Linked DNA regions of Homo sapiens: all the other regions are linked to region 1. A link is a loop called in an ENCODE intact Hi-C map of the cell type or tissue named here. Cell type or tissue: mammary epithelial cell. All regions are shown on one strand. Links, peaks and the distances in the headings refer to the core of each region. The heading gives the core; the rest is flanking DNA.

Region 1 (9,457 bases), core at 1-8,000:
GGTTGCGGTGAGTCGAGATCGAGCCATTGCACTCCAGCCTGGGTGCCAAGAGCAAAACTCCGTCTCAAAAATAAAAAATAAAAAAAAGTTGACACTGGCCCAAGTTTACACAGCTAGTGAGTGGTGGAACAGGAAACTGAACCCAGGCTACTAAATCTGCACTTGTGGAGACTAAGCTAAGTCAACCACCCACCCACAATGCCAGAGTTACATCATCTAGTTTCACTGGTAGCTAACCTTTTTCCACATTCTGCTATGCAAGATACAATACAGATATAAAGTATTATAAAAGAATTATAGGACTAGGTGAAACTAGTATATACTGATCAATTTTTTTCTTAAGTAGTATTGCTTCCTTCTTGGAAAATATTTCTCAGAATAATATTCAGAACACACTTATTTCAGAATTACTTAAGGGAGCATGTTGAAAATATTCTTAAGCAAATCATTCCAGACTAAATGAATTAGAATTTGAGATGGGGCCCAGGAGTCTGCATGTACAACAAGAAGCCAGGTGACTATATGCATTCAAGTTCCAGGGGCCCTTGATCACTATGGCCAAGGCTAGAGAAGAACGAGTTATATGTAGCTCAAATACATAAGAGCTCCCAGGAATAAGGGCTGTAAACCAACGTCTAAAGGTAGAGGGAAGGCTTTTAACTTCTTGGAGGCTTGGCTGGAGTTAAGGTTATGTCAAATTTTTGCCCTTGATTTCCCAGAAGGATGAAGACATTCAACCTCCCCAGCCTGTACGTGGGAAGCTGACGAGGAATTAGGTGTAGGGGTAGGAGAGAAATTGAGTTTGTAGAATATAGAAGAGTGGTATTTTATTTTATTTTATTTTATTTTATTTTATTTTATTTTATTGCTTATTTATTTATTTGTTTTTGAGACGGAGTCTTGCTCTGCCGCCCAGGCTGGAGTATAGTGGAGCAATCTCAGCTCACTGCAACATCCGCCTCCCACGTTCAAGCGATTCTCCTGCCTCAGCCTCCTGAGTAGCTAGGATTACAGGCATAAGCCACCCCGCCAGGCTAATTTTTGTACTTTTAGTAGAGATGGAGTTTCACCATGTTGGCCAGGCTGGTCTGAAACTCCTGGCCTCAAGACATCCACCCGCCTTGGCCTCCCAAAGTGCTGAGATTACAGGCGTGAGCCACTGAGCCTGGCCTTATTTTATTATTTTATTTTTTTGAGACAGAGTCTCACTCCGTCACCCAGGCTGGAGTGCAGTGGCACCATCTTGGCTCACTGCAACCTCCGCCTCCCGGGTTCAAGCGATTTTCCTGCCTCAGCCTCCTGAGTAGCTGGGAGTACAGGGACAAGCCAACACACTCAGCTAATTTTTGTATTTTTAGTAGAGACAGGGTTTTGCCACGTTAGCTAGGCTGGTCTTGAACTTCTGACCTCAATGACCTGCCTGCCTCACCCTCCCAAAGTGCTGGGATTAAAGGCATGAGCCACCGCACCCCGCCAGAAGAGTGACATTTTAAAAGCAGCCGACTCTTCTTGTTCTTAATATTTAAAACCCCAACCATATTACACAGGTTGTTACCATTTTACAGATGCAGAAATCGAGGCGCAGAGAAGCAACTGACCTAAAGTACACAGTTAATAGATGGAGCCATAATTCAAATGTAGGCAATGTGAGACCAGAGCCCAATTTTAACCACTGTGTCTGACTGCTTCCTGCATGACATACCTTGTTAGGCTGAAGTGATTCGAGTAAAATGATGATCCTCACTCTATGGAAGAGAAGCAGAGCTGGCCCCAGTAGTGGTCACATTTCTCTCCCAACTCCTCAAAGGTTCTCAGACCACCCGATTTTAAATAAAATCACTCACCAGCTTCTAAATGCAATAGTAGACCAAACATAAGGAGAACATTTCCTTTCTGCATCTTCATCTGTCTCTTTGTGGCTGGAAAGCAAGATGCCTGGGTCCTAGATGTACCAAGACTTTAGAGGGCAAAGAACAGAGGATTCTTGAGAAAGGGGACTTGAAGGTGAAGAGATAAAGGCTGGTGCTTCCAGGAGCGTGGGTCTCCTACGTTTGTGTTCCTGGGAAGAATCTTGGACTCAGGCGTGGGCAGCTGGATGCCTGGGTTCCTTAGGCTTCCTCCAGGCAATGTAGTTGCCTCTTTCTCTGTTGTGAAAGAGCTGCAGGGGCCTTTATAGCTTCATATGGTCTGAGGAGGGGTGGGGCAGTTGACCTGACAGTCTGCCAACTACAGGCAGGTGAGAGAACGATACCAAGCCTGGGACGGAATAGAGCAGGGGTCAAGAGGAAGGTGAGAAAGGAGAATGACATGACCACACTAGGCAGGGTGCTTGGCTGGGTTGCAGCAGGAAGTAGAATGGGATGAGGAGATCATGGTTGTCAGAGTGGAAGGGACCCACCCTTTGAAGCAGGGATCGGGTTAGAAACCTGTTGCAGCTCAAGAATTTGTTTTCTGGTCAGGAAGTCCTGTGGGCCTGCTTTAGCATGAAAGAAGCCCTAATGAACTGAGCCAAGAGAGTAGGACCTCACATCTCTACAGCAAACAGTAATAGGTGACGCAAAAGAGACCAGTAACTAGGACTCTGGGCTCCTGGGTTATGGGCAGAAGACAAATGGAGTATTACTGAGTATGCAGTAAGCACTCAACAATGCACATTGAAGGAACAGGGGAAGAGAGATCCAGAAGACATAATGAAGAGAGATAATGAAAACATGTTTGGGGTCTCTGGGGCATGAGAACTGAGGGTGTGGGAGAGTATTGAATACGCCCCCTGTCAGACTCATAGCAGGAGAAGGAAGGTAGGGTCTCCTTCTGACCCTCAACCATAGGAGCTCCCCTCTGTTTTGTTTTTGTTTTCAGACGGCTGTATAGGAGCCTTTCCACCCTGAGATCCTTCTGATGTGCCTTAGCATCAGTTCCAAGGAAGCGTCTCTCAGGAGAGTACACACCTTAGGGAGAGACACAGTGCCATATCGGGACACAGTCTGATGGGAGGAGGGAGATCAACAGTCCAAGTCCTGGAGGAGGCTTGAATTTGGTCTGGACACTTGGGTATGGCCAGCAGAGGGGAAACAGTCAGCTAAAAGAGCGTGACTGAAGAGACCCAAATGAGCAGAGGGTTTGGGGAGGTCTGAGATGGCATCTGTGACCAGGCTGATGGGGTTCCAATATACAGTCTGTATTTTCTGTCATAGTCCATTGGTGTTGCTATAAAGGAATCCCTGACTGTGGGTGACATAGAGAAAAGAGGCTTATTTGCCTCACGGTTCTGCAGGCTGTATGAGAAGCATGGCACCAACGTCTGCACTGGTGAGGGCTTCAAAAAGCTTCCACTCGTGGCCGAAGGAGAAGGGGAGCCGGTTTGCACAGATCATATAGCGAGAGAGAGGAAGCTGGAAAGAAGGAATGGAGGAGGTGACAGGATCTTTTCAACAACCAGTTCTTGTGGGAACTAAGAGTGAGAACTCACTGGTTGAGAATGGCACCGAGCTGTTCATGAGGGATCTGTTTCAACCACCCAAACTCCTCCCACCAGGCTCCACCTCCAACATTGGGAATCAAATTTCAACATGAGACTTGGCAGGGTTTAACAACCACATCCAAACCATTGCAATGACCAAAGTGAGTTGTCTGCATTTCCCCCAACAATGACGAGAAGCTTCCTGGAAGACACAGTCTCTCAGATAGTTTATTTGTAGGCGAACGAGCTTTCCTGACATGCAAGTTCTGTTAGAAGGAAGCTGGCAAGCAGGAGGTGGCTGAAGACATGAAGGAGCTCTGAATGAGTGAGCTGGAGAAACAGAAAGGGTCAGCGGTGTGCTGGGAAAGGCTCAGAAGTGAGTCTGCCTAGTGGCTGTGATGGGAAGTTCCAGAGGGTCAGGTATGCGGGAACGCTCAGTGACAGGTTGGGTCCTGGACTCCCAGCAATTCTTCTGATGTGCCAGTATTCTGCAGCTGAAAAGCCAATAGCACTCTAAGAATTTTCTTCTTCCAGAATTATTTAGAAACTGAGATCCTGGATTCAAGTCCAAATTTCACCTTTTAGAGGGTACTCTGAAAATTGTAGCGCGCATACTTATCAGAGCCTAATGTAATTAATATCTTTACTCGCTATCAAAATAACACAAAGACCTCAGAACATTTTAATTCGTATTACCCATCTCCCAAATCATACCCTAATATCATCAAGTATTTTAATTCCTTCTTGTTTGTTAACTTCATGAAAGATTATTGTAAAAAAAAAATTATTGTTGTCTGCTTACACACCCTCAGCCTGAACGCAGTCACACAGCCATGTTAAGCTGCAAGAGAAACTGAGAAAGACTGTCTCTAGCTGGGTAGACGTGTGCTCAGCTGACACTTGAGAGATCTGTTGCTAAAGGTGGAGAATGGGTGTTAGCAGACAACCATAAAGCCGTGACATGATCCAGCAACCCCACTGCTGAGGAGGTAGCCAAAAGAAAAGAAATCAGTGTATCAAAGAAATATCCGCACTCCAACGTTTGTTGCAGCACTGTTTGCAATAGCTAAGATTTGGAAGTGTCTATTAATGGATGAATGAATAAAGAAAGTGTGGTACAGGCCGGGCGCAGTGGCTCACACCTATAATCCCAGCACTTTGGGAGGCCGAAGTGGGTGGATCATAAGGTCAGGAATTCAAGACCAGCCTGGCCAACATGGCAAAATCCCATCTCCACTAAAAATACAAAAATTAGCCCAGTGTGGTGACGGGCGCCTGTAATCCCAGCTACTCGAGAAGCTGAGGTAGGAGAATTGCTTGAACCTGGGAGACGGAGGTTGCAGTGAGCCAAGATTGTGCCATTGCACTCCAGCCTGGGCGACAGAGTGAGACTCCATCTCAAAAAAAAAAAAAAAAAAAGAGCCAGGCACGGTCATGCCTGTAATCCCAGCACTTTGGGAAGCACAGGTGGGCAGATCATGATGTCAGGAGTTCGAGACCAGCCTGGCCAGCATGGTGAAACCCCATCTCCACTAAAAATACAAAAATTAGCCGGGCGTGGTGGCAGGCATCTGTAATCCCAGCTACTCGGGAGGCTGAGGCAGAAGAATTGCTTGAACCTGGGAGGCAGCGGTTGCAGTGAACCCAGATCGAGCCACTGCCCGCACTCCAGCCTGGATGACAGAGCAAGTCTCCATCTCGGAAAAAAAAAAAAAAAAAAGAAAAGAAAAGAAAAGAAAACGTGGTACATATACATAGTAGAGCATCATTCAGCCATAAAGAAAGAATGAGATCCAGTCATTTGCAACAACATCGCTGGACATGGAGATCATTATGTTAAGTGAAAAACCCGGCACAGAAAGACAAACATTGCATGTTCTCATTTATTTGTGGGATCTAAAAATCAAAAACAACTGAACTCATGGACATAGAGTCTAGAAGAATGGTTACCAGAGGCTGGGAAAGGTAGTGGGGAGGACTGGGGGAGGTAGAGATGGTTAATGAATGAATTAATTAAATGAATTAAATTAATTTAAAAAAACAAATGAATTAAAAAGAATGAATAAGACCTACTCTTTGATAGCACAACAGGGTAACTATAGTGAATAATAACTTAATTGTATATATTAAAATAACATAAAGAGTGTAATTGGATTTTTTGTAACTCAAAGGATAAATGCTTGAGGGGATAGATACCCCATTCTCCACGATGTGCTGATTTCACATTGCATACCTGTATCAAAACATCTCATGTACCCCATAAATATATACACCTACTATGTACCACAAAAAGTAAAAATAAAAAAAATTAAAAATAAAGCCAGGACGTACATTTAAACCTACTTACCTTATATTCTGTATTTAATAATTTCAATACCTAAAGTCTTTGAGGATCTGATACTGCTGTCTAGCTTTTTGGTTTTGTTTTCTTCCTTGCTGGTTTTCACTCAGGGTGTCTGTTTTCACTTATGATTTGAGAATCATGACTATAAATTTATTTTTCTTGGAATGTTATCTGTCGAGATCAAGGCTGCAGTGGCACTAGCATAACTCACTGCAGCCTTGACCTTCTGGGCTCAGGCAATCCTACTGCCTCGGCCTCCCAAATTTCTGGAATTACAGATTAAGCTACGATCTTTCACAGAGAATTTGCATGTTTTTTCCAAGCATATGGAGACATTACCATTTGAGGATTATTTTATTATTATATTTTTAATTAAAATATTTTATTAACATTGTTACTGTATATACTTATGGGGTACAATTTAATGTTTTAATACATATATATGCTGTATAATTTGATGATTATTTTAAGCTAAACTATAGGATTGCGGTCTTTTGAATTACCTAGACTGCATGATTTGTGGCTACAAACCATGTAAGTAAGGTATTGTTGGTTGTTGTGGTTACAATTTATTTCTCAAGGGATACTCCCTCTACCCTCCTCTGCACCAAATTTAGAGACAGGCAATTTTGCTTACATTTCCTTAGAGGAGGGGCAGGTTTATTTTTAGTTTACATTCTCACTGAAAGTTACAGATTTATGTGATTCCTCCCCACCCATGACCTTGGGCTGATCCAGCTGAAGCTGTAATACCCGAAGCTTAAGTTCTTTGGGTTTTGCAAAAGTTGGCTTCAGTACTTCCCTTACCTCCTGGGTCCTATTTAGTCTTTAATTTTAGCATTCCATACTTTCATGCCAATTCACTGACTCTTTTAAGAAGATTTTGAAGTCCATAACTTAGCTTTACAGTGTATTTTCAGTCAGGGCACGTAGTCCATTATATAGCAAGAAGTTTAAGTTGTCATTGGATTGTTTTGAGAAATAAATGGTGATGTATTTACAGGCACTAGCATAGTGTTTGGCACTTAATAAGCATGCAATAATAAAGGACAAAGGGAAAATAAAAAAGACAAACATAAATACATAAATACATAGATGCCAGGTGTATTTTGAGATTTTAATTTGTAGCACTGTCCCAGTAAATTTCTTCTAACTTATCACATAGCATTTGAAAGAGGCAAAGAAGTAGGGAGGGAGACTCTTCCCAAAGATGAAGAACTGGAGGGCACTGAGTGAGTCTAACAGGATTTTCTGATCTACTCAGTTTGTAGAGTTTGAAGTTACAAATCCAAATAAAGAAAGTTGTGTAATTACAAATTCTCAGGGGAAATTTTTTACCCACTCCATTATTATAAACTGTGATAATCTTATTCTTCCTCCTACTGGTCAGGTTCCATCCTGAGGAAACGATAGAAAGCCAAAGCCTAAAGAGTTCTGACTTGTGTGTTGAGAGATCAAAGAGAAATTGTTCTGAGCTTGATCATCGTGACCCCTCCTCCCCACAAGAGTTGGAACCATGGTTATGCTCAGGGGATATTTTCACTTGAGCTCACACCCAAAGCTGGTGAGGCTGCAGGTCTCCTCCAGAACCACTCCCTATTTTTCTGACTGTCCCGTTGGCCAAACCCTCTGTGCTCTTTTCTCTGGTTCTTTTCTTGATTTTGATCATGACCATCTCTATGGCCAATCCCTTGGAGACCTCAGAGAAGCCCATCCTGACCCATTTTATGGTCACTACCTTCTCCTCCATGATCCCCCTTCTTCCCCAAGATTTTCTTTTCCATAGCACCTTCCATTATCCAGTCTATGTCTATACTCTCCTTTGCCTTGGCGACCTTCTCTGTGATGCATTTCATGATTATTGCTGTAGCCTCCTCCAAGTCCATAACGCCCACCATGATTCACTCCACAGCCATCTCCATGGCTGTGGCTCAGCTCATGGCCCACTCCATGTCCAAAGCCATGTGTTCCTGTGTGTCCCATCTCAAGTCCCCCTCCATGAATGAGTGCATTTCCCAGGCTGTGGAATGTCCCAGAGCCCAGGACTGAGTCCAGGTATAAACCAAGGTCAAGGCTGTTGTCATGGAGGTTATAAATGCCTCTATTTGTCAGGGTAAAGAAAGATCCTTCTAAAAGAGAAAAATATATATATTAGTAGTTAACTCCTTTTCTTTCTTATCATTAAACCTTGGATTATCAAAATTCATAAATTTTCACTTTTCAATATTGTCTATTTTCTCATCAAGTCTTCCTGTGTGTGTGTGTGTGTGGATGATATTTAGGACTCTCTTCCTCTTATTTATTTATTTATTGGAGAAAACAGTCTTCCTAATTAGTATACTTGTACCTTGGTAGGGATCTATGCTGCTCAACTTTCAAGACAAGATAAGTCTGGGCATGGTGGCTCGTGCCTGTAATCCCAAAACTTTTGGAGGCTGAGGTAGGTGGATTGCTTGAGCCCAGGCATTCCAGAGACCAGCCTGGGCAACATGGTGAAACCCCATCTCTACAAAAATAAAAAAAACAAGACAAGGTAAATTTGCATCCTGTACCTGGGAACAGAGTCAGCTAAGAGTAGGGAATCTTTTATTGTGTAAATCAACCAAAAAGGTTGCATGTCTATGAGGTCAGGTAAAAATAAATAAAAGTTCATAAGGCCAGGTACAGTGGCTCATGCCAGTAATCCTAGTACTTTGGGAGGCCAAAGCGAGAGGATCACTTGAACCCAGCTCTATCTCTGGGTAGACAGAAGCTGCAGTGAGCCAAGACGGCACCACTGGACTCCAGCCTGGGTGACAGAGTGAGACCCCATCCAAAAATTAAAATGAAAAATTTTTTTTAAAGTTCATAAAATAGAAGCTAGAATAGTGCTTACCTTTGATGGAGTGGGTATTATCTGGGAAGGGCCACAAAATAAACTACTCAGATGGTAGAAATATTCTACATTTTAAGTTGGGTAATGGTTGTACAAGTGTTAACACATTTTGAAATTAATCAAGCTGTACAAATAATATTTGTGTACTTTTGTAAATTATAGTTCAAAATTTTTTCATCTGTGAACAGTATTTATTTTTTTCAATTAATATTGTTCTTTTTATTTTTTTTTTATTTCTTGAGACAGAGTCTTTCTCTGCTACCCAGGCTGGAGTGCAGTAGCACGATCTCGGCTCACTGCAACCTCTGCCTCCCAGGTTCAAGCAATTCTCCTGCCTCATCCTCCAGAATAGCTGGGATTACATGCATAAGCCACCATACCCGACTAATTTTTGTATTTTTAGTAGAGACAGGGTTTCCCCATGTTGGCCAGGCTGGTCTTGAACTCCTTACCTCAGATGATCCATCCGCCTCAGCCTCCCAAAGTGTTGAGGTTACAGAACTGCGCCCGGCTGTTCTTTTTATTTTTAAGTGTAATTTAACTTTTAACCTTTCTCCCAACTGTATTAAGTTGATACGTGAAACATATATTTGGACTTCTGCACATTTCCTGGCATGCAGCTCCTAAAATCCTTAGGTACTGAAAAGTGATTTTTTTTTTTGTATGCGAATGAGTCAACTGTTGGCTACAGGATGGGGGCTAATCACCGGAAAGACCAAAGCACCACCCCTTAACCCTTAACCTCCAGGGAGGAGAGGGGACTGAAGGTTAAGTTGAT
Region 2 (10,915 bases), core at 1,911-9,910, 76 kb before region 1:
GGTATTTCCCTTATTCATTGAGGCTTCATTTTTTTTTTCTTCCCTTATGGGTGTTCTGCAGCATCTTCTCCTTGTCTTTTCTACCTTCAATACTCTCCAGAGACCAGATCTTCATGTATATCTCTCTGGGCTCTCAAATGCCAAAACCATACTCTCCTTCACGGTAGCACCCTGAGGGGGTGGACTTATTCTGGAGAAAGCTACGTGGCAAGTTGAAGGAGACTGACTGGGTAAAGCCCCTGTGCCTCTGGCAGAACTGCTGCCACAAAGGGATATGCGTATCCTGGGAATAATTAGTACAGGCCAGTTGCTACTGACTTTAAGGATGTTCCTTATGCTTCAATCCTATGTACAACTCTGGGATCTTTGGAGAGCAGCAAAAAGACTGAGATTGAATTTCCCTCTAATCTGACAGGAGCAGAAATTAACATTTTCTTTCTTTTATTTTTCTCTTCGAGACAAGGTCTCTCTCTGTTGCCCAAGATGGAGGGCAGTGACATGATCACAGCTCACTGCTGCCTCGACCTCCTGGGCTCAAGCAATCCTCTCACCTCAGCCTCCCAAGTAGCTGGGACTACAGGCATACACTACCATACCCAGCTAATTTTTAATTTTTTTGTAGAGACGAGGTCTCACTATGTTGCCCAGGCTGGTCTTGAACTCCAGGCCTCAAGCAATCCTCCTGCCTCAGCCTCCCAAAGTGTTGGGATTACAAGCGTGAGCCACTGTGCCCAGCCTTTTTCTTTCTTTCTTTCTTTTTTTCTTTTTTTTTTGAGACAGGATCTTGCTCTGTCGCCCGGGCTGGAGTACAGTGGCACAGTCATGGCTCACTGCAGCCTCCACCTCCTGGGCTCAAGCGAGCCTCTTGCCTTAGCCTCCCAAGTATCTGAGCCTACAGGCATGTGCCACCACACTCGGCTAATTTTTTTTTTATTTTTAGTAGAGACAAGGTCTCACCATGTTGCCCAGGCTGGTGTAGATCTTCTGAGCTCAAGTGATCTTCCTACCTCGGTCTGCCAAAGTGCTGCGATTACAGGTGTGTCATCCTGCCTGGCCAGAAATTAACTTGATTGAAAGAAAAGAAAAGCTTTTGATATGCTAGCGTTTTTGCATGCATGCTTTTGCATGCTAAAGTTTCTATGCCATTTACAGAGATTTCATGGTCTCTTCAATTGCTCTAAGTTGTCCTTGAGGTGCAGAAACTCAAGCACACAGACTTCTCAGCTAGAATTTGTAGCTCTAGCAATTCCTTTGTTTATTGCACAAACCTAGCTTGTACCGAGACCAAAAGTTCTGCCCCCTTGAAGACCAAGGCAGATTCTGGAATTCCTTGTGCTTGCCAATACCCTTTGACAAATGCCCAGCCCCAAACCCCAGCCTGAACTTCAGGAGGAAGATTTTATAGAAACACATTGGACTTTTCCTGCCTGTATATTAACCAAGAGACTCTTCTGTCACTCTTTTTTCCTGCAATAAACTGATATTCATGCAAGTATCTCTAATCACAAAATTCTCCCTTGGCCACTTGCTGCCTCCATGGGGGCAGAAGAGGGAGATCATTTTATTATTCTCCCATTCCCCACTATGTGTAGCTCCCACATTCTTAAAATCCTGAGCACTGTGTCTTCCCAAATGTGTCATGGAGATATTCGCAGAAGTCTGCATGTTCTAGATGATGTTTATGTGTCATATCATTTAGGATCCCATTTAGCTGGAATCACAAGAAGCTCACCTCACTGAGCTCCGGCACACTGCTCATCTCATATACGAAATGTCCGAGAGGAGCAGCCCAGGGCTCAGTATTGCCATCGGGCACCCAAGTGATTTCTTCCCTCTGCTCCACTCTCAGCTTGAAGCCTTCACCCTGCTGTGGGTCTCCCCCTGACCTCAGCATTGCTGAGCCCCAGGTCTCATATCTGCATTCCAGGTAGGAAGAGGAACGAAGGGGAAGGGGCAAAGGGCTTTCTCCTCATGAGCTTTGGCCTTTTCATCTGGAAGGGACACCATCCCCAGGAACTTATGCCTTTATCACATTGGCCAGAGCTGTATCTCCTCACTGCACTGGCTGCAAGGGGGACCGGGAAATTGGGGATTTGGGAAATGGTTTTCTTCAGCTGGGCACATTACCATCACCCCCAAAACTCAGGTTCTCCAAGTGTAAGGGAAGGGGAGACTAGAGCTGTTTCTGTCACGTTTTCCTTCAGGTAATAATCTTGAAAATCCCCATAATATAAGCATTTCCTGGATTCTATTGATGACCAATATAAAACCAACATAAAGCTAATAGAAATGATTAGTCTTTACAATTGCACAGCCTAACAAGAGTAGAACGAGAACTGTCTTAAAATTTAAACGGTGCATTTGCATTAAGGGCCCAATAATCCCGCAGCTGACTGAGAGACTGAAGGTCTTGAGAGAGCTTGTACAGAGACGATCCATGAAAGAAGGAAAACATCAAGTGGCAAATGAGATTTGAGAAACTAGGCTGTAGCAATCACTACAATATTAATGTTGGAGCGAAGAATTCTTCAGTAAAGAAATATCATGCATTACATTAAACTACTGCTGTTACTTCTAACGTTATTGGAACAGTAGAGCTATAAGCATAAGGAGTTTATACTTCATTTTCTGTTTCATATATATTTACGTTTAAGCCAACATGGCGAGTTCTCAAAAAATCTCTTTTCCAGCCAGGCACGGTGGCCCACACTGTAATCCCAGCACTTTGGGAGGCCAAGGCGGGTGGATCACCTGAGGTCAGGAGTTCAAGACCAGCCTGGGCAACATGGTGAAACTCCATCTCTACTAAAAATACAAAAATTAGCCAGGCATGGTGGTGCACGCCTGTAATCCCAGCTACTCGGAGGCTGAGGAAGGAGAATCGCTTGAACCCAGGAAGTGGAGGTTGCAGTGAGCCAAGATCGCACCACTGGACTCCAACCTGGGCAACAGAATGAGACTCTGTCTCAAAAATATATATGTATCTTTTCCTTTAAAGGTGTTTATCACATAAGTCTGAGAAATATTGGTTTAATATTTATTTAATCAATCCAATTTTTTCACTTTAGTATTTTAATTTATTATTCCGTGTTTCCGACTCTGTATCATAATACTACAATTCCATTATTTAACACTGGTGGTGATGCTGCTCATAGTGGCATCAGTAGTGAGCAAACAATAATCAACTGTCTTCACATATCTTTGATTCTTTGGTTTTTGTCCTGAGCTCCTCACAGAGCTGTTATATCCAATGCCCCGGCCTTGTCTGTGGTCTTAGCCATCATTCATAGGTGCATGAATATGGTGCATTTGCATTAAGTAAGGACAAATCTCTTCTTCTATCAGGCAGGGCTTTTCTCTTAGAGGTTAGGTCTGGACTTCGTGTCCTCATTTCACACCGCGATTGACTAAGATGAGACTCATTTATTTGCTACGGTGGCCAGTCCCACACAGGTGCTCATACATACTTGCTGAATGACCAGTTGACTACATCCTGTAAATGTGACCCTTTGGCCTGGGTGGTAGGAGAACGCGGGCATAGTCCTCTTAAGAGATAAGTTGTATCCTTCAGCTTACAGGTAGACTGAGATAGACAGACTGGGAGACGTAGAGTGTTGAGCTCATGCTAGGCACTGAATAAATATTTTGTTAAGGCCAGGTGCGGTGGCTCATGCCTGTAATCCTAGCACTTTGGGAGGCCAAGGCGGGTGGATCACCTGAGGTCAAGAGTTCGGGACCAGCCTGGCCAACATGGTGAAACCCTTGTCTCTACTATAAATACAAAAATTAGCCAGGCGTGGTGGCATGCGCCTGTAATCCCAGCTACTAGGGAGGCTGAGGCAGGAGAATCACTTGAACCTGGGGGGCAGAGGTTGCAGTGAGCTGAGATCGCGCCACTTCACTCCAGCCGGGGCAAAAGAGCAAAACTTCGTCTCAAAAAAAACATTTTTTTTTTTTTTGGTTAAATGAATGAATGTAGAGATATGTCCCAGACAAAAACAGATAAAATTTGCTTTATTGATTTGATCAGACTTACCGAATATCTCTTATACCTGAGCTGTGTGTAATTCCTCAAAACCTGGTAGATAGGTAAAGGCGATTGTCCAGAGGAAGTAACCAAGGTCAGGCAGAATTAGGAGACACTCAGAGCAGATGGGCATCCTTCTGAGTGTCCTCCACATGCTTATTCCAGGGGCCAGCTGCCTTCCTCATGTGGTGGTCCCAGGGCTCCAGACTAGGGCGGAGGAGTGGAGGCCTGAGGATACACATCATGCTGTATAGTCTTGCAGAGGCGGATGAGGGGTCTCCTTTTTCTAGAACCAACTGTAGTCACTGCTGGGGTCCTCTTTATGGTGTACTGTAGTCCATGACATGGGGATGATAAATAACCCTGGTGGATGGATTTAATGGAGGCAGGAAACACTCTTTCTAGGGAGGAAGAAAATGGTTTGGTTTTAACACTCTGTTCTTCTCTTAACCCTGGTGGTTTGTAATTTATCACTTCTGCCCAGCCTGTTTCCCTGGCTCTGGGAGTCTGCTAGATGTCACTGTTTTCTTCAGATCCTGACACTGACTACTAGAGATCAATACTTGCCAAAAATGTGGACGACATTTAGGGGGAAAAAAAAGCCTTTTGTTTTTTTTTTTTTTTAGATGGAGTCTCGCTCTGTTGCCCACGCTGGAGTGCAATGGCACGATCTCAGCTCACTGCAACCTCTGCCTCCCGGGTTCAAGCAATTCTCTGCCTCAGTCTCTCAAGTAGCTGGGATTACAGGTGCCCACCACTATGGCTGGCTAACTTTTTTGTAGTTTTAGTAGAGATGGGGTTTCACCATATTGGCCAGGCTGGCCTTAAAGTCCTGACCTCGTGATCCACCCACCTCGGCCTCCCAAAGTGCTGGGATTACAGGCGTGAGCCACCGCACCCTGCCAAAAAAAACTTAAACCTTTTTTGTTTTTTTTAAAACAACTTAAAAAAAACTTAAACCATTAAAGTTTAAAGAAAAAAGCATTTTGACAAATGAAACTTGGGAGGAATGGTAATATAGTTCTTATTTTTAAAACTTTTCGAGTTAAAGGTTTAAAAGTCAAAAATTTAGCAAGTTTGGGAGCATAGACTTTCCTCTTACTTCCCACACCCTGAGCCTTTTGAGCCATCTCTTGTTTTTAGTCTCTACATGAAATTAAGAAGGTGCTAATGCTAGTGACCTCTCTGGGCCAATGCCTGGTTTGGAGGAAGGAAAGCATCTTTTGTTCTAGAGCAAGAGTGTCCAACTTTTCATGGTGATCCACATGATCAGAAATCCAATTGTTTATGGTAACAGCGAAGTCCAGAAGGTCCTCCCTCTACTGGTGAATACTGAACATGACTCATGCATGAGTCAGGTACATATGGACGCTTTCATTCCATTTTCCTCTTGTCAGCATCCTTCAGAATGCTCTAGTTTCATGGTGTCATTTTAGCAGAATTAAATGTGAACACCTCATCTGTATCATGCATTACTTTCGGCTTTACTCACACTTACAAACTGATCCAAAGCTGTGGATTTGCATCTTGGAGCAGGGGTCAGTGCACAATGGCATCAATGACCGCAAGAATTAACGAGGCTTTAATGACCTGCCCGAGTTGGCTAATCCTGCAAGCCGCCACTTGTTAAAATTTCGACATGCACTTAATCCGTAGGTCAGGATGGCCAAAAAGGACCAGCCCTTCCCCCTCAAGCAGCAGGCCAGAAGCAGGAGGCTTGGGTTTTAGATCAAATGTTAGCGAGAGGAAGCCACAATGTGGGGTCCCCCAGATCACCTCCTTTTCTTTCTGATCAGACTGACCAAAAATCACAGATTGCCTTGACCGTTCTGTGACCCAGCCAGCTGCAGGTTTTCCCCAGCAGGCTTGAACGCAAACCAGGGCCTTGAACACTCCCAGGCACTAATAAAGGTATCTAGGTTGTTGCCCAAAACGTTGAAAGAAACTGGCTCCAGCCCTGAGTCAAATTCCCTAAACCCTCATATAAACTCCATACCCTGACCCCCTTGCTACAGACATGCTTAGGCAGAACATCCCTTTTCCCTCCCTGTCGGCAGGGAGGATTGCTGCAGTCCTCTGTAAGTTCCCCTAATAAATGCTTTGAATTGATCACCCTGACATCTGGGCTTCTTTCTTTGGAATCCCAATTGGCCCCATCTCTGGAGGGTTTGGGCCACTCCCTGTGGGAATTTCCCTGCTGCTGCTTTTGGGATGATTCCAGCTGGGAGTTTGGTGAGATGAAACATGCAGGGCTGGCATGGAATTCTTTTGTCTCCTCTTGTAGAAACAACAGGGACCCTCAGAGACAGAAAAATACCCAGAGCTCCTCTTTGAGAGCTGGTACAAACTGTCTCTTTGGTGCAGGGTAGTGGTGGCTCATAAAAACCCACTCAATTTTGGTTTTAAAAAAATCTTCTTCAGAACTTCAGAGTAGGTAGTAATTAACACAAGAATATGTAATTTCTGATATGAGTGGACCACCCAGAATGTTTCTAATTCATCCACTCCTCTGGTCCCCAGTTCCTTGTCTTCTTAGGAAAATTTCCTCTTTTACATCCATCTGTACCTAACGGTTCATGCTTTGCCCTGACTCCCGCTGTGTCTTACCATGTTTGTGTTCTTATGTTTCTCACTCTCAGCCTCTCTTCCCTTTCTCTCCTTCCTGTCTCTCACAGCTTCCTCTGTCCCCAATGCTTTCTGCATCTTTTGTGCCAGGTGCTCTTTTCCTTTCTCTCCACCTCTGTCTTTCCAGGAGTCTTTGCAGAGCTCTCTCTATGTAGGCTTCCTCACGCCTGACGATTTCTTGGGCCTCTGTACCTCAGCTCTCCATGCCCACCGCTTATCCTCAGTTGGCCTCGTTCCCCTGATGCCCTGAATATTCCCAGACCAAATACTCACCACAATGAAGCCCAATCCAACAAAGAGCACAACAGTGACTGTGGTTGCAGCCAGGGATATGAGGATAATTCCCATGGGTGTCAGGAGCCTGGTGGGTTTCACTGCTGTGACTGAAGTAGTTCACAGAAGGTGAGTGTCACCATGTTTAGTGGTTTCATCTTCTGTGGTCCCTGGGTCTGCAGTGACGGAGTCCTCGGTGGTCCCTGGGTCTGCAGTGATGGAGTGTTTGGTGGTCCCTGGGTCTGCAGTGACAGAGTCCTCAGTGGTCCCTGGGTCTACAGTGATGGAGTGTTTGGTGGTCCCTGGGTCTGCAGTGACGGAGTCCTCTGTGGTCCTTGGGTCTGCAGTGATGGAGTCCTTGGTGGTCCCTGGGTCTGCAGTGACAAAGTTCTCAGTGAGTGGTCCCTGGGTCTGCAGTGACAGAATCCTTGGTGGTCCCTGGGTCTGCAGACACATAGTCCTTGGTGGTCGCTGGGTCTGCAGTGACAGAGCCCTCGGTGGTCCCTGGGTCCACAGTCACATTGTCCTCAGTGGTCCCTGGGTCTGCAGTGACAGAGTCCTCGGTGGTCCCTGGGTCTGCAGTGATGTGGTCCTCAGTGGTCCTTCCATCTGCAGTTACATCATTTTCTCTTATTCTTGAGTCTTTAGGGCTGGTCTCTGGGTGCTTAGTGGAAATGCTTTGGCTTAGTCCTACTAAAAAGTAATCTCATTTAATGTGAATTGTTGATGGCCTATCCTCATCTGCTCTGCTCAGTATTTTCATAACTATCCTCACATCCAAATGACACCTCTCCCCAGGTAATGTGGTGAGATTTATTCCAGTTAGGGATCATTTGGCATTTTTGGTTTAATTCTGGTAAAACATATTCCACAAGAATCCTCTTGCACTACAATATGGATTATCTTTGCTGAGCCACGCCCTTCGAAGGCCTGCTCACCCAGCTTTGACTCTGTCTTTTCCAGGTCTGGTCTCTTTCCGTGGGACACTAAACCTGACTCTTTCTCAAGCTCACTCCTCTCTGAACTGGTGTTTCAGCAATTGGGGTATTCTGGCTCCATGTTCATAGGTGTCTCCTCTCATCCATTTGTGCCTGCGGTTCTGGCAAACCAATGAGGCAGAAGCTGTGATTCATGTTAGAGATTACACTCAGGTCATGCTTGGTATATGATTTAAAATGAGACAGCTGGCCAGGTGCTCCATCTCAAAAAAGGAAAAAAAAAGCATGAGACAGCTTCTGGGTCAGATCTGGGGCTAACGTGGTAGGCTTGGAGGCAGGGAAGATTCAAGGTGGTATGGGGGCAGGCTTAGGGGAGGAGTCATGAGGGGTGTGGGTGTGATCTAGTTGGACTGAGGGCAACACTGAGTCAGGTATAAGTACAAAGAAGAGATGAGTCCTCTTCGTCTCCAGCCCTCACTGCCCCAGGCAGCCGTCAGGACTTGGGAGTATTCTTATTCTTAGGAATACATGTAGCTTACATGGCATAAATTTTGAACTTTTGGTACTCTGCCCAAATCTAGTCATCCCTCCCTACTGCTGACGCTCCACATTTTTCTAATAGGGTTCAAGTCTTCCTTCCTTCCTTCCTTCCTTCCTTTCCCTCTCTCTCTCTCTTTTTTTTTTTTTTCTTTGAGACGGAGTCTCCCTCTGTCATCCAGGCTGGAATGCAATAGCGCGATCTCCACTCACTGCAACCTCCACCTCCCAGGTTCAAGCGATTCTCCTGCCTCAGCTTCTCAAGTATTTGGGATTACAGGCGTGCGCCACCAGACCCAGCTAATTTTTGTATTTTTACTAGAGACTGGGTTTCACCATGCTGGCCAGGCTGGTCTCAAACACCTGACCTCAGATGACCCACCCGCCTCAGCCTCCCAAAGTGCTAAGATTACAGGCATGAGCCACTGCACCTGACCGTTTCTTTCTTTTCTTTCTCTTTTTCTTTCTCTCTTTTGACACAGGGTCTTGTTCTGTGATTCAGGCTAGAGTTCAGTAGCACAATCATGGCTCAATGCAGCCTTGGCCTCCTGGCCTCAAGTGATCCTCCCACCTCAGCCTCCCGAGTAGATTAGACTACAGGCATGGGCTACCACGCCTGGCTGATTTTTTTGGTTTTTGTAGAGATGGTGTCTCACTATGTCGCCCAGGCTTGTCTCAAACTCCTGGGCTCAAGGGATCCCACTCCTTCTCATCCTCCCAAAGCGCTGGGATTAGAGGAGTGCCAAATTTTTCATTTCTCCAGGAAAGTTGAAACAAAGAAACTTAAATAAAATGCACAAAATCAAAAGCAGAGCATTTCCTTAAAAGGGGATATGAGAAAGACGCTGGGGTCCCTGCTTCCCTGTGGCAGGTGATTGAGGGTAGATAACAGGGTCCGGAGTTCCCAAGGTTCACTCACCTATTCCGTACCTTCGCTCGGGACTGGCCCTGTCTGAGTCCCAAGAGGCTCCTTCTCCAGGGACCCTGACTCCATCTCTCCAGGTCCCGGGGACTTTTGCATCCTTCTCACCAAAATTAACTCCTCCACCCCGTTCTGAACACCTCAGGAGAAGCAGGAGCAGCAGAAGGGGGACGTAGCGGGGCATTTTCTTCTCATCTCAAGAGAATCCACATGGTGCTAGCCAGGACACCTTTTCCTCCCTCCTTCTCTCAAACTTTTTCCACCCTGCCCTTCTCCTTCCACCCGCAGTGGCTGTGGGTTTATATGTGCTTTGCCGAGGGAAGCCAGAGCTCCGGGTCTTCCTTCCTGGAGGGAGGAGCAGCTTCTCAATTACCCCCTGTCACTCAAAGGAGTGGCCGGGCAGGGCAGAAGAGGCTGTCATGAGGGGAAGGGGGGCTCTCAGCTTTGGACCAGAGCCCAGAGTCGAGCAGCCACAGGGGATCAAGCCTGTCAGCGTGAGTGCACTGCTTTCTGATGTGGAGCCTAGTTGAAAACCATCCTCCACCCGGTGTTTCAGTGCTCAGGGAGGGCCTCGGCCTTCCTTCCCACAGGTGGCCACAGTAAAGTCAGGATGACCAAGGAGGGCATAGGCCAGGCCTGCCTGGGGGATGATGCTTGGCAGGAGGAGAGCTGGGTGTCAGAGGGTAGAGGACATTTGGTAAGGACCAAGAGAAGGTCCTCCAACAGAAGGAGAGGAACACTCATGAGGGGGCTAAAACACCCAATCTCTCTGTCTCTTAAAACCTCACTCTTTGCTCAATCATCCACCCAAATCCTCTTCCTTGGCTTCTCTCCAGCCCACGGATCTCTCTCCTTGCTCCCCCTGCTCGAGTGCCCTCACCCCAGTGAGCTTTCTCAATTACTGCATGTATTAGTCTGTTTTCACGCTGCTGATAAAGACATACCCAAGACTGGGAAGAAAAAGAAGTTTAATTGGACTTACAGTTCCACATGGCTGGGGAGGCCTCAGAATCACGGAGGGAGACAAAAGGCACTTCTTACACAGTGGCGGCAAGAGAAAATGAGAAAGAAGCAAAAGCGGAAACCCCTGATAAACCCATCAAATCTCATGAGACTTATTCACAGTCATGAGAATAGCAAGAGAAAGATGATTGGCGAAAAGAGAAAAACTCCCCACAGCATGAGGGGAATTGTGGGAGCTACAATTCAAGTTGAGATTTCTGTGGGGACAGAGCCAAGCCATATCACTGCACAAAATTAGTCCACTTGTGGTGAGGTCAGGCCTGAATGAGAATACCCACATCTTTTCCTCCTTCTCTGACCCTTATCCCTGCCTTGCCCACTCTTTAGAAGATCATTGTTGGTTCCCATCTTCATTCAGAGATGTCTCTCACCATTTGTGGGGCCTCTCTCTTTCCCAGTGTCCTTCTAACTAAAAGAGGAGTGTGAAATTGCAGGTGGGCCGGGAATTGTTCCTCTCTTAGAAGGCAGCTGATTTCCTGAAAATCAATTTAATGAATGGCTAGTTTACCACATGTAACTGACTATGTTAACTACTAGTATTATTTGAATGTATTAAATATTTTCTCTTTT
Region 3 (10,915 bases), core at 1,593-9,592, 56 kb before region 1:
TGTGTGAGGCTGGAAGGGAAGGCTCCTCCCTTAGTCCCGATGGGATTAAGCCTTAGAAGGGAAAGGCAGAAAATGAGAATCTTGAGGGTGGAGTCTCAAGGTGGAGATCTGAGGGCTGGACTACTAGGAATTCGGAACTCCAAAGAATAGGTCCTCAATCTGAAGAGAAGCACCGCTAGGGGGACCTGGGCTGCAGGGGAAGCTGGATGTCTGGTCCTTGATGTTCCTTCACAGAATGCCACCTCTTCTTTTTCTCTTTCAAAGAAGGCCTTTAGGGCGGGTACAGTGGCTCATGCCTGTAATCCCAGAACTTTGGGAGGCCAAGATAGGCAGATTACGAGGTCAGTAGTTCGAGACCAGCCTGGCCAACATAGTGAAACGCCATCACTACTAAAAATACAAAAATTAGCTTGGTGTGGTGGCACATGCCTGTAGTCCCAGTTGCTTGGGAGGCTGAGGCGGGAGAATCGCTTGAGCCCAGGAGGCAGAGGTTGCAGTGAGCTGAGACCACGCCATTGCACTCCAGCCTGGGCAACAGAGTGAGACTCCATCTCAAAAAAAAAAAAAAAAAAAAAGGAAGAAGAAGAAGGCCTTTAAAGCATCATCTGGACTGGGCAAGGCCTGGACATGTAGGCTGTTGTTCTTCCAGCTGTGAGCAGTGGCAGAATCCCCAAGCTTAGAGAGGAGGGTACAGCAGCCAGAAGGTAGGTGAGGGTGGAGGATGACTTAGTCCCATTAGGAAGGGCCTGGGGAGGAGTGGGAAGTGGAATAGTTCAAGGGCCTGGGCAACAGAGCAAGACCCTGTCTCAAAAAAACAGAAAACAGGCCGGGCACGGTGGCTCGCGCCTGTAATCCCAGCACTTTGGGAGGCTGAGGCGGGTGGATCACAAGGTCAGGAGATCGAGACCATCCTGGCTAACACAGTGAAACCCTGTCTCTACGAAAAATACAAAACAATTAGCAGGGCGTGGTGGCGGGCGCCTGTAGTCCCAGCTACTCGGGAGGCTGAGGCAGGAGAATGGCGTGAACCTGGGAAGCGGAGCTTGTAGTGAGCCGAGATCGCGCCACTGCACTCCAGCCTGGGTGACAGAGCGAGACTCAGTCTCAAACAAACAAACAGACAAACAAACAAAACAGAAAACAAAAAAACTCTCATGGAGTCTAGCCCCAGGTTTTTTTCATGACCTGCGAATGAAGGAACTGGAAGCCAATTACCCCGTTCCCATATTTGTTTTCTGCCGCTCCTTCAGTTGTCTTTGGGCTCTCTCTGTTGGCCTCAGCCAGAGTTGAAGCAAGCTTGGACTGTAAGCTCTCAGTCCCCAGGCAAACTGACAGTGTCCAAAGTGTAGGTACTTCCTTGATCATCTGGCTTGTCTGGCACACAGCACTGATGAGAAGACCTAGCTGAAGCTCCCCGGTGGAAAAGCTTCTATAAATTCTTCAAAAACAAAAGGGGAGCGCCTCTATCAAGGAGGATTAGAAGCAGGAGCATTCCTCTTTCCAGTGCCATCACTCTCCTTAGGTCCCCTGCAGCGTGTGTGCTGGTAAATGTTTAACAACTCACTTCTCGTGGTGCAAATGCACCCGCCAGAGCTGACTGCGTGTGACCAGCGTGAATCACTGTGTATAGAATGGGAAGCAATGGGCGGCACACCACCTTTTCGAGTGGTTTTATAAACATCTACTTCTTGTACTAAATCCTTTTATGCTTGAAATATCCAAAGTGGTTTCTGTTTTCATAAGTGAACTCTGACTGTTACAGTATTTGGTATAACAAGAGGTTTCAGAAAATTGACGTTCAAAGGTGGCAATCTGGGATTGGTTCCCTGACCCATTAGGCTTGAGGGCAGGGGCGACCTCATGCTAGTATAAAATGAAGTCTTTGTATTACACAGCAAAAGATAGAAAAAGTGACTTAAGTTATCACCTGTGGTGGTGCCTGGAATAAAGCAATTGTTGAAGGGAAGGGCCGGGAGCCCAGGTGGTCGCTGTGACAGATCGTGAAGCTGGGAGTGTTGACTGCCGGGACTGTGGGTGGCTGCACTGGGAGATTACAGGAAAAAAATGACCCCTCTGCTGCATCCTCAGTCAAGGCATTGCCAGCGAACACAGAGCTTTCTCTGAATATTCTAAAAGACATGCTTATCTCTCAAAGCCACAGGGACTATGTATGAAAAAACCAGACCCACAGTTTGATTCTGCAGATTGGAGAATTATATTCAACTTGCATTTATATCTTTGCCAGTCTCGTGTGTGACATTTGGAATATTTGTTAACGGAAGCCCAGAATTGGAGTGGAGACACCTGGGTAGATTTTGATGAGTCTGAAAAACTTTGAACCTCCAAATCCCGCAGAGCTTTCCTTGCCAGCAGAAGTAGCCCCTCCTCCCCTCTGTGAGGAAGTCACTTTCTCTTGCCTGAAGACCCTATAGTGACGCCCTCACAGCACTCCCTTGGCAAGGGGACACAGATTTTCCTCAGGCCCTGTATTAGTTTCTTATTGCTGCGTGACAAATTACCACAAATTCAGGCTGAAGATAGCACAAATATATTATCTTGCAGTTCTGGAGATCGGAAGTTTAAAATAGGTTTTACTGGGCTAAAGTCAAGGTGTCAGCTGGTCTGTGGTCCTTCTGGAGGCTCTAGAGAAGAATCTGTTTACTCACCTTTTCCACCGCTAGAGGCTTCCAGCACTCCTTGGTTTGTGGCCCCTTCTTCCATCTTCAAAGCTTGCATCGCAGCATCTTCAAATCTCTCTGACTCTGACTCCTGTCTCCCTCTTTTTTTTTTTTTTTTTGAGATTGAGTCTTGCCCTGTTGCCCAGGCTAGAGTGCAGTGGTGCAATCTTGGCTCACTGCAACCTCCACCTCCTGGGTTCAAGCCATTCTCCTGCCTCAGCCCCCTGAGAGGCTGGGATTACAGGCACCCACCACTACACCCGGCTACATTTTGTATTTTTAGTAGAGACAGGGTTTCATCATCTTGACCAGGCTGGTCTCGAACTCCTGACCTCGTGATCTACCCTCCTCAGCCTCCCTAAGTGCTGAGATTACAGGTGTGAGTCACTGCGCCCGGCCTCTCATCTCCCTCTTATAAGGACCTTTGTGATCACATTGGGCCCATACAGATAATCCAGGATAATCTCCCCATTACAAGATCCTTAATGCGATCATGCATGCAGAGTCCCTTTTGCCATATAAAGTAACATATTTCCAGGTTCTGGGAATTGAAACGTGGATGTTTTTGAGGGGCTGTTATTCTGCCTACCACAGGCCCTATTACAATGCCCCTCGTGGCCTCCAGCTCCATGCGTTGAGTCAGATCTAGGGGCTGAAAACAACCATAGATGACAGTGAGCAAGGAAACAGGGGCCTCAACTCTAAACACAAGGAACTGGACTCTGCCACAACCACGTGAGCTTGAAAGAGATGCCAGCCTCCAGATGAGGATGCAGCTCAACTAACACCTTCATTTTAACCTGTGAGACTGAGCAAAGGAGTCAGTCATGCTGGCCCCAGACCCGCCTCATAGAACTGTGGTCTGATAAATGGGTGTTGGTTTAAGCTGCTGCATTTGTAGTAAGTTATCACTGATAGAAAACAAATACATGGGTGAACTTATCACATGTTCTAGATTCAAAACATTAGCTCAAGTAGGTGTGAGTTGCACTAATAGTTCTCTCGGTTGCTTGAAATGTGGACTTAGTGGTGGCCTACACTAAATAAAGTTGAGATCCCAGTATTTCATTAGTATAAGCGGAAGAAAAAAATCAAAAGACTTAGGAAGAGAGTTATGTTGGAATGGATTTAATATGTGCAACTTGCTCACTCACTCTTTCATTACGTCCTCCCAGAAGGTTCCATTGAAACTGTCTTCATCAAGGCATTAGAAGGGAGAGGACCAGCATCGTTGAAAAGCTCTGTAGCAGCTCTTTGCTAAATGCAATGGTGGATGATCTGACCATTGAAATGAGCTTCCTGATTTCAGTGGGCATGGTGGAATCTTCAGGAAACAGTAGGTAGGTGGTAGGGCTTTCCCTCCAGAGACAAGACAGGCATGATTATCGATGTGGGCATCACGACCAGAGCTGTAATCAGGGCTCTTTGGCTATGGCTAATTAATCATTAATCAATTAACCACTAAAATCTTACTTGATCTATATAAGTGAAAATATCCAGGTGGTTGAACAGAGAGCTGACTTGAGTTGCCACAGACTCTCACCTAATTCCCAGGCCCGAACCTGTTCACAGACCTAGAAATGAAGGGAAGGCAGCAAGATCCACCACCACCACCAGGATGTGCCGCGAATCTTCCTCCTAGCTTTCAAAAGGAATCTCAGCCATTTATCATCGTGACAGTGCAATGGGGAAATGAAAACACCCAAACCTTTAGGGTAACATACAAGACATCATTGCGATCTACAAGTCAGGGTGGAGCTTATGGGGCTTAGAACATAAATGACGTGGCCGGGCACAGTGGTTCATGCCGGCAATCCTAGCACTTTGTGGGGCCAAGGCAGGTGGATTACTTGAGGTCAGAAGTTTGAGACCAGCCTGACCAACAAGGTAAAAACCTGGCTCTACTAAAGATACGAAAATTAGCCAGGCATGGTGGCAGGCGCCTGTAGTTCCACCTACTCGAGAGGTTGAGACAGGAGAATCGCTTGAACCCGGGAGGCGGGAGGCGGAGGTTGCAGTGAGCCAAGATCGTGCCACTATTCCAGCCTGGGCGACAGAGCAAGACTCCATCTCAAAAAAAAAAGAACATAAATAACATCTTACTCAAAGTTCATCTCTAGGCTCCGTCTGCGCATATTTCCCCACTTTCAAGTGGGAACCAAAGCAAGGCCATAAGGCTGCTTGAGACATTGCTGACTAGATCCAATGTTGCCTAAAATGTCTGTGGTACATCAGAAAGCTGTGTGGAGACACTGGGTAGCTAGTAGAAGAGCCACGGCACAGGTCCCCAGAGTTTTGGAGCAAAAGCAAGCCCTCTTCCACATCCTAGCATCTGACTTAATCTTGGGTCCTCAGCATGCGAGGGTTCATGAAACATGAGCTGCCCTTTATGAACTGGGTGTTGTCTGCACCACCACACTAGACTGGGCATACTTAGCAGTGCTCACCTCCTTGAATGGAAGTGGTGCCTGCGAATTTGGCTGAGTTAGTTCCTCAAGGCACAAGTAAGAGGCATGAGTAGGCAGCTGTAACTCCAGTGGCATCTCCAGCTACATTCCTAACCTCTCTCTCCATAATCACAGTCACATGAAGGGTTTCCTATGTCTAGTTGACTGAGAAAGGAAAGATTTGGTTTCCTCTGGTGTGTGGGTGGTTCTGCATGCTATTCTAACACCACAGAGAGCAGGCTGCTGCAGCATTACCACCCCACTCACGGCAGCCCTGCAGGACAGTGGGGAAGGAAAATTCTCCCAGTGATCCGAATTGTAAAGAATGCATCTGCTTTGTTTACTTTGCCTGGGCAAAGAGATGACCAGTTACAGTTAACCCTGATCAATAGGCAGTGGCTAACAGTTTGGCTAGATAACTCAGGGTGAGGAAAGACATGGTGAATTGATGACAAGGAAGTCTGGGAAAGAGGAAGGTGGACGAGTCTCTTGGGAAGGGCACAGATGGTGAGAGTATGTGCATCCCATGTGACTGTTCACCAATGGGCGTTCACTACAGAGGAAATCTTCCATGATGAGGTTGACCAAGCGATCCATTCTGCAGACGTCAGCCAATCTCTTTTTCCAGCTGCTCTAGTGCTCGCTCAGCAGGGACATGGACAAAGCAGACAGGCTGGCAGGGATGAAGCGTATGCAAGGCTCAGTGAGCTGGCCTTCCCCTCACCAAGGCCAAGCTGGACAGATAATCCATGGCTGAGTGCCTCAACTGCTAACAGCAGAGATCAGTGTTGGCCCCGTTATGTGGCACCATTCTCCAGAGAGAATGGCAGATTAATTATATCAGACCTATTTCAACCTAAAGAGAGAGGTGATTTGTCCTCATTGAAAATAGCTGCTTGCCTCCCTTGCACACAATGCTTCCTGCAGCACCACTGTCTTTGGGCTTACCAAATGCCTCATTTATCGTCATGTGTCTCCAACCACATTCTCTGACCAAGGAAATCATAATATGCTGAGAAAATAGCCTCAGAATATCTTTTTCATTTTTCAAATTGAGACATAACTTACATACCATAAAGTGCACAGATCTCATGTGCACATTTTAATGAAGTTTTACATATCTATACACCCTTGTAATCACCACCCAGATCATACACAGAACATTCTCAGCTTCCCCTGTCTGCCCCTGCAAGAAGGCTTTCTCATGCCTTCTCCCGGTCAGCCTTTTCCCCCAAGGCATCCTCAACTCTGACCTTTATTACAACAGGTTAATGTCACATGGCCTTGAACTGCATGTGAATGGAATTATACAGTAGGTACACTTTTGTTTTGACTTCTTTTACTCAACACTGACTATGAGATTCATTAATGTTATTGTGTGATTTCATAGGTTTTTTTTTTCACTACTGGGTAGCATTCCACTGCATGAATATGTCACAATTTACTTACCTGTTCTAATGTTAGTGGACTTTGGGGTTAAATTTCCACCCTGCAGTGGTATGAATGAAGCTGGCATGGTACATGTCTTTTGGTGGACACAGGTATTCATTTCTGCTGGATATTTACTCTCAGGAGTGGAAGTACCGAGTCATAGGGTATGTGTTTAATTTTAGCATTGCCAAACATTTTCCCAAGATAATTGTATCAATTTACACTCCCACTAACAATGTGTGAGAGTTCCAGTTGTTCAATGTCCTTTCCAATACTTGGTACTGGCAGTCTTTCAAATGCTAGTCATTACAGTGTGTGTATGTAGTGGTATCTCATTGCGGTTTTACATTCCACTTCTGATAAGCAGTGATATTGGGTACCTTTTCAAATGTTCACCGGCTGTTTTGATATCCTCTTTTGCTAACTATTTATCAAATATTTTGCCCAATTTAAAATTGCATCATCTTTTTCTTATTGTAGCTCTTTCTGCATTCTGGATATGAGTCGTTTGTTAGCTATATGTGTTGCAATATCTTCTCCCATCTTTGACTTTCCTTTTATAGTTAAGAATATACCTCTTAAAGGTATATGCTGATACTAGGCTTTAATGAAGTCCAAATCATCACACTTTCTTTTAATAGCTAGTGCTTTTTGTGTCTTGCTTAAGTATCTAAGTATCTTTGCCTACCTCAAGGTCACCAAGATATTTTCTGAGGATTAAATGATGACCTTTTTTTTTTTTTTGAGACAGAGTCTTCCTCTGTCGCCCAGGCTGGAGTGCAGTGGCACAATCTCGCCTCACTGCAACCTCCACCTCCCAGATTCAACCGATTCTCCTGCCTCAGCATCCCGAGTAGCTGGGATTATAGGCACTCGCCACCACGCCTGGCTGATTTTTGTATTTATTTAGTAGAGACGGGGTTTCACCATGTTGGCCAGGCTGGTCTCGAACTCCTGACCTCAAGTGATCCACCCGCATTGGCCTCCCAAAGTGCTGGGATTACAGGCGTGAGCCACCACACCCAGCCAAATGATGACGTATTTAAAGGCTCCTGGGATAGTGATTGGTACATAATAAGCACTCAAAAAAAAAAAAAAAAAACAAAACCTGAAAGAACAAACAGGAAAACGAATACGTGTGTGGCCCTGATAATACATTCATTATGTGCTTTTGTTTCTTAGACATGTCTTGGTAATATTTATAGCACCATGAGGAAACACAGGGATGAGAAACGTTGACCCTGATGTGGCGGGAAATGGGAGAGAAGATGTCCTGAGGGTGGTTGTCGTGACTCCCCACAACAGAGGCTGAGACTCAGGAAAAACTCACAGAAGCTTTGACTTGAAGTCCCCTCCAAGCCAGTCAAAGTCTCTGAGGTCCTTTTGCTGGTTCTTTTCTTGACCTAGTCCATGTCCATCTCCATGGATCACATCCTGGGAAGCTTCCTATGCTCCATTTTAATTATTTCATGATCATTATTTTTTTCTCCTCCATGACCCCCTCCCACCCATAATATGTTTTGATACCCAATCTATGGCCACAGCCATCTTGTCCTGCCGTGGCCTCCTTGGTGGCTCCCTCTGTGATCCACTCCATGGTGTCCTCAGTGGCCTCCTCCATGTCCATAATGCCCGCCATGATTCACTCCGTAGCCATCTCCATGGATGTGGCTCAGTCCATGGCCCACTCCATATCCAAAGCCGTGTGTTCCTCCATGTCCCATTTCAAGTTCTCCTCCATGAACCAGTGCATTTCCCAGGCTGTGGAATGTCCCAGAGCCCAGGCCCAAGTTCAGGTCCAGACCAAGGCTGTGGCTGTGGCCATGGGGGTAATAAATACCACAATATCTCAGGGGGAAGAAAAGGTTTCTCTAAAAGAAAAAAATAAATACATTGATAAATGAAAATTAAGTCTCCTCTCCCTAATCACCATACATGCCTGTTTCACCAATGTCAGATTTTCACTTTTCCAAACTGCCCATGTTCTCTTCTCTTTACCACCATCCTTACTATGATCTCTGTCTCTGTCTCTCTTTTTCCTTGTTCTTTTACTCTTTCTCCGTCTGACAAAATAAGCTTCCTTGTTACCTTATTAACATATCATCTTTATGTGCGTACTCAGGCCCTAGCTCTGCAGATCATAAGGTTATGTGTTTTTGGACTTCCAAGACAAAGGTAAATCCATACCCCTATGTGAAAGGCACAGAGACTCACTTTACAGACAGTCTTTCTCTTTGTTAGTCAGCTAAGAAAGCTCAGAACAGGTACGTGGAATTGAGAGCTCTAGAAAGCTGTCTACACAGAGCCTTGAGATTATAGGCATGAACTCCAGAATCCAACTAACCTGAGTTAGAGTCTTATATCTGCCACTCACTACATGTGCTGGGGCAAATAGCTAAGATCATGAAGCTCCAGATCCCTTACTTGTAAGATGAATATAATATGGCCACGGGATTGTAGGCCAGATTAAATAACATTATGCATTTTAAACATTCAGCCTTGAGCCTAGCAGGCAGTAAAAACTCAATGTTCACTTTCGTTATTCTCTCTTGATCTTGCAAATGAAATAATAAAGTAATTTAGGGAGTAATTCTTAGATGCTGGTATTTATTATGTAGTCCACATACGGAGAGAGGCTGAGAATTCTAAAACAAAGAACCTCAGCAAATTGACTATATTATCCAAATCTTTTGTGACTTCCGTATTTTTCATTTTGTCCATTTTTACCAGTGGTATGCTGTCCAACACTTAATAACAGGCTCTCCGAGGGAAAAGTGCTGATTTGTAGTGTTTGACAATTGCTGTGGTGTAAGTATTTCCAACCCAGCATATTTTAAGCTACCAGTGTCACATCACTCAGCTCAGAATTGGGAAGAACTGCACAATCTCTTGTGGGCCAGGATGAGCCAGCTCCAGCACACCACTGATTTATACTCTGCTTCACTCCTCAAATGGTAACTTACCCGCAGGATCACAAGAAAACAGGAAGAACATCAATAAATGTGAAATCGATGTAAGAAAAATATGTATTCAAAGAACAATCAAGACCAGAGAGCAGAGATGGAGTGGGAGGTCAGAGAGTAACAGTCACAGGCCACACAAGGAATTGCTGTGAGGACCAGAAATTTGTCATACATGAGACAATCGGAAGCCCGCATTTTGGATGGCTGAACATTTTTATGCTTCTTTCTTTTCTCTATTTCTCTCTCTCTTTCTTTCCTTCTTTCTTTTTTCTTTCTCTTTCTCTCTCAGTTTCTTTCTTTCTTTCTTCCTTTCTTTCTCTTTCTTGCTTTCTTCCTTTCTTCCTCATTCTTTCTCTTTTTCTCTCTCTCTCTCCTTCCTTCCTTCCTACCTTTCTTTTCTTTCTTCCTTCCTTTCGAGACAGGATCTTGCTCTGTCACTCAGGCTGGAGTGCAGTGGCACGATCTCTGCTCACTGCAACCTCCATCTCCCAGGTTCAAGCAATTCTCGTGCCTCAGCCTCCAAAGTAGCTGGGACTACAGGTCCATGCTACCACTCTCGACTAATTTTTGTATTTTTAGTAAAGACAAGTTTCACCATGTTGGCCAGGCTGGTCTCAAATGCCTGGACTCAAGTGATCCGCCCTCCTTGGCCTTCCAAAGTGCTGGAATTACAGGGGTGAGCCACTGCGCCCAGCTGCTTCTTGCTTTCTTTATGTTTATGTCCTCCTTGTTCTCTCTCAGTATTTCCCTTGTTCTGTCAGTATTTCCCTTCACTTTGGCCCCAACTCCATCTTTTCCCTCCTCTTTTTCTACTTTGCTTCTCACTTTCTCTGACTTAAGCATTCTCTCTGGTCCTTATATCAGGCTAGGTGATTCTTTCCTTCTGAGCGCACCAACTTACTCCCCTTTCTCATTCTGGATTTTTCCAAAGCACTGCTGACATGATTCCCCCCTGCCTTCTTGCCAGGCTCCCCTATGAACCCACCCTGGGTACTCACCAGACAAAAACTCAGTCCTACTGACAATCCAACAGCAGCCACAACTGCAGCCAGGGAAATGAGGATGATAGCCCAGGGCTGTAAATATCCACTTGGTTTGATCACGTTTGTGGGTGTGTGGCTCATGCTAACTGTGTTTGTGCCCATGGACACCGGGCCTGTTTCCTGGAAGGTGCTGCTGGTTGGCTCACGGGTGGATCCTGTGGTGGTCCTGACGCCGTGGGCTGAGGTGGTAGATGATGCTCCCATAGTGGATGTACCCAGGCCAGAGGTGTTTAAGACTATTCCTGGCACAGTATGGCTGGCAGCAGAGGCCGTGAAGTCCATTCCAGGGGCCATGGTGACAGAGCTGGAGGCAGTGAGTCTGGTTCCAGTGGTTCTGGTGCCTATGAAACAGG

Evidence for each region. Hi-C counts contacts between places; a loop is a spot of excess contacts. Peaks named below come from ENCODE experiments on the same cell type or tissue, not always from the same donor. Only the 100,000 strongest peaks of a DNase experiment are listed, where the experiment ranks them.
Region 2: a loop joins it to region 1, with 2.7 times the contacts of the local background. A loop is called at or near these places in 3 of 110 quality-filtered maps.
Region 3: a loop joins it to region 1, with 2.5 times the contacts of the local background. A loop is called at or near these places in 2 of 110 quality-filtered maps.

The regions. Positions count from the first base shown.
Region 1 is chr6:30,976,407-30,985,863 of GRCh38, reverse strand. It overlaps MUC21 (mucin 21, cell surface associated), which reads right to left and starts at 2,146. Exons shown (of 3, transcript NM_001010909.5): 1 at 1,845-2,146. The coding sequence starts at 1,905. In mammary epithelial cell, for the core only: a CTCF peak has its summit at 3,842; a DNase peak (open chromatin) is centred at 3,553; H3K4me3 peaks cover 201 bases.
Region 2 is chr6:31,052,921-31,063,835 of GRCh38, reverse strand. It overlaps the pseudogene HCG22. Among named protein-coding and RNA genes, the nearest start is that of MUC22, 48 kb to the right of the region's middle. RefSeq lists an enhancer at 9,795-10,295. In mammary epithelial cell, for the core only: a CTCF peak has its summit at 5,366 (motif pointing left); DNase peaks (open chromatin) are centred at 5,475, 6,195 and 8,195; H3K27ac peaks cover 2,479 bases.
Region 3 is chr6:31,032,184-31,043,098 of GRCh38, reverse strand. MUC22 (mucin 22) reads right to left here. Exons shown (of 4, transcript NM_001395414.1): 3 at 10,518-10,903; 4 at 7,697-8,427. The coding sequence ends at 8,161. Among named protein-coding and RNA genes, the nearest start is that of MUC22, 27 kb to the right of the region's middle. RefSeq lists a silencer at 5,033-5,327. In mammary epithelial cell, for the core only: no CTCF peak of the experiment used is centred there; a DNase peak (open chromatin) is centred at 5,188.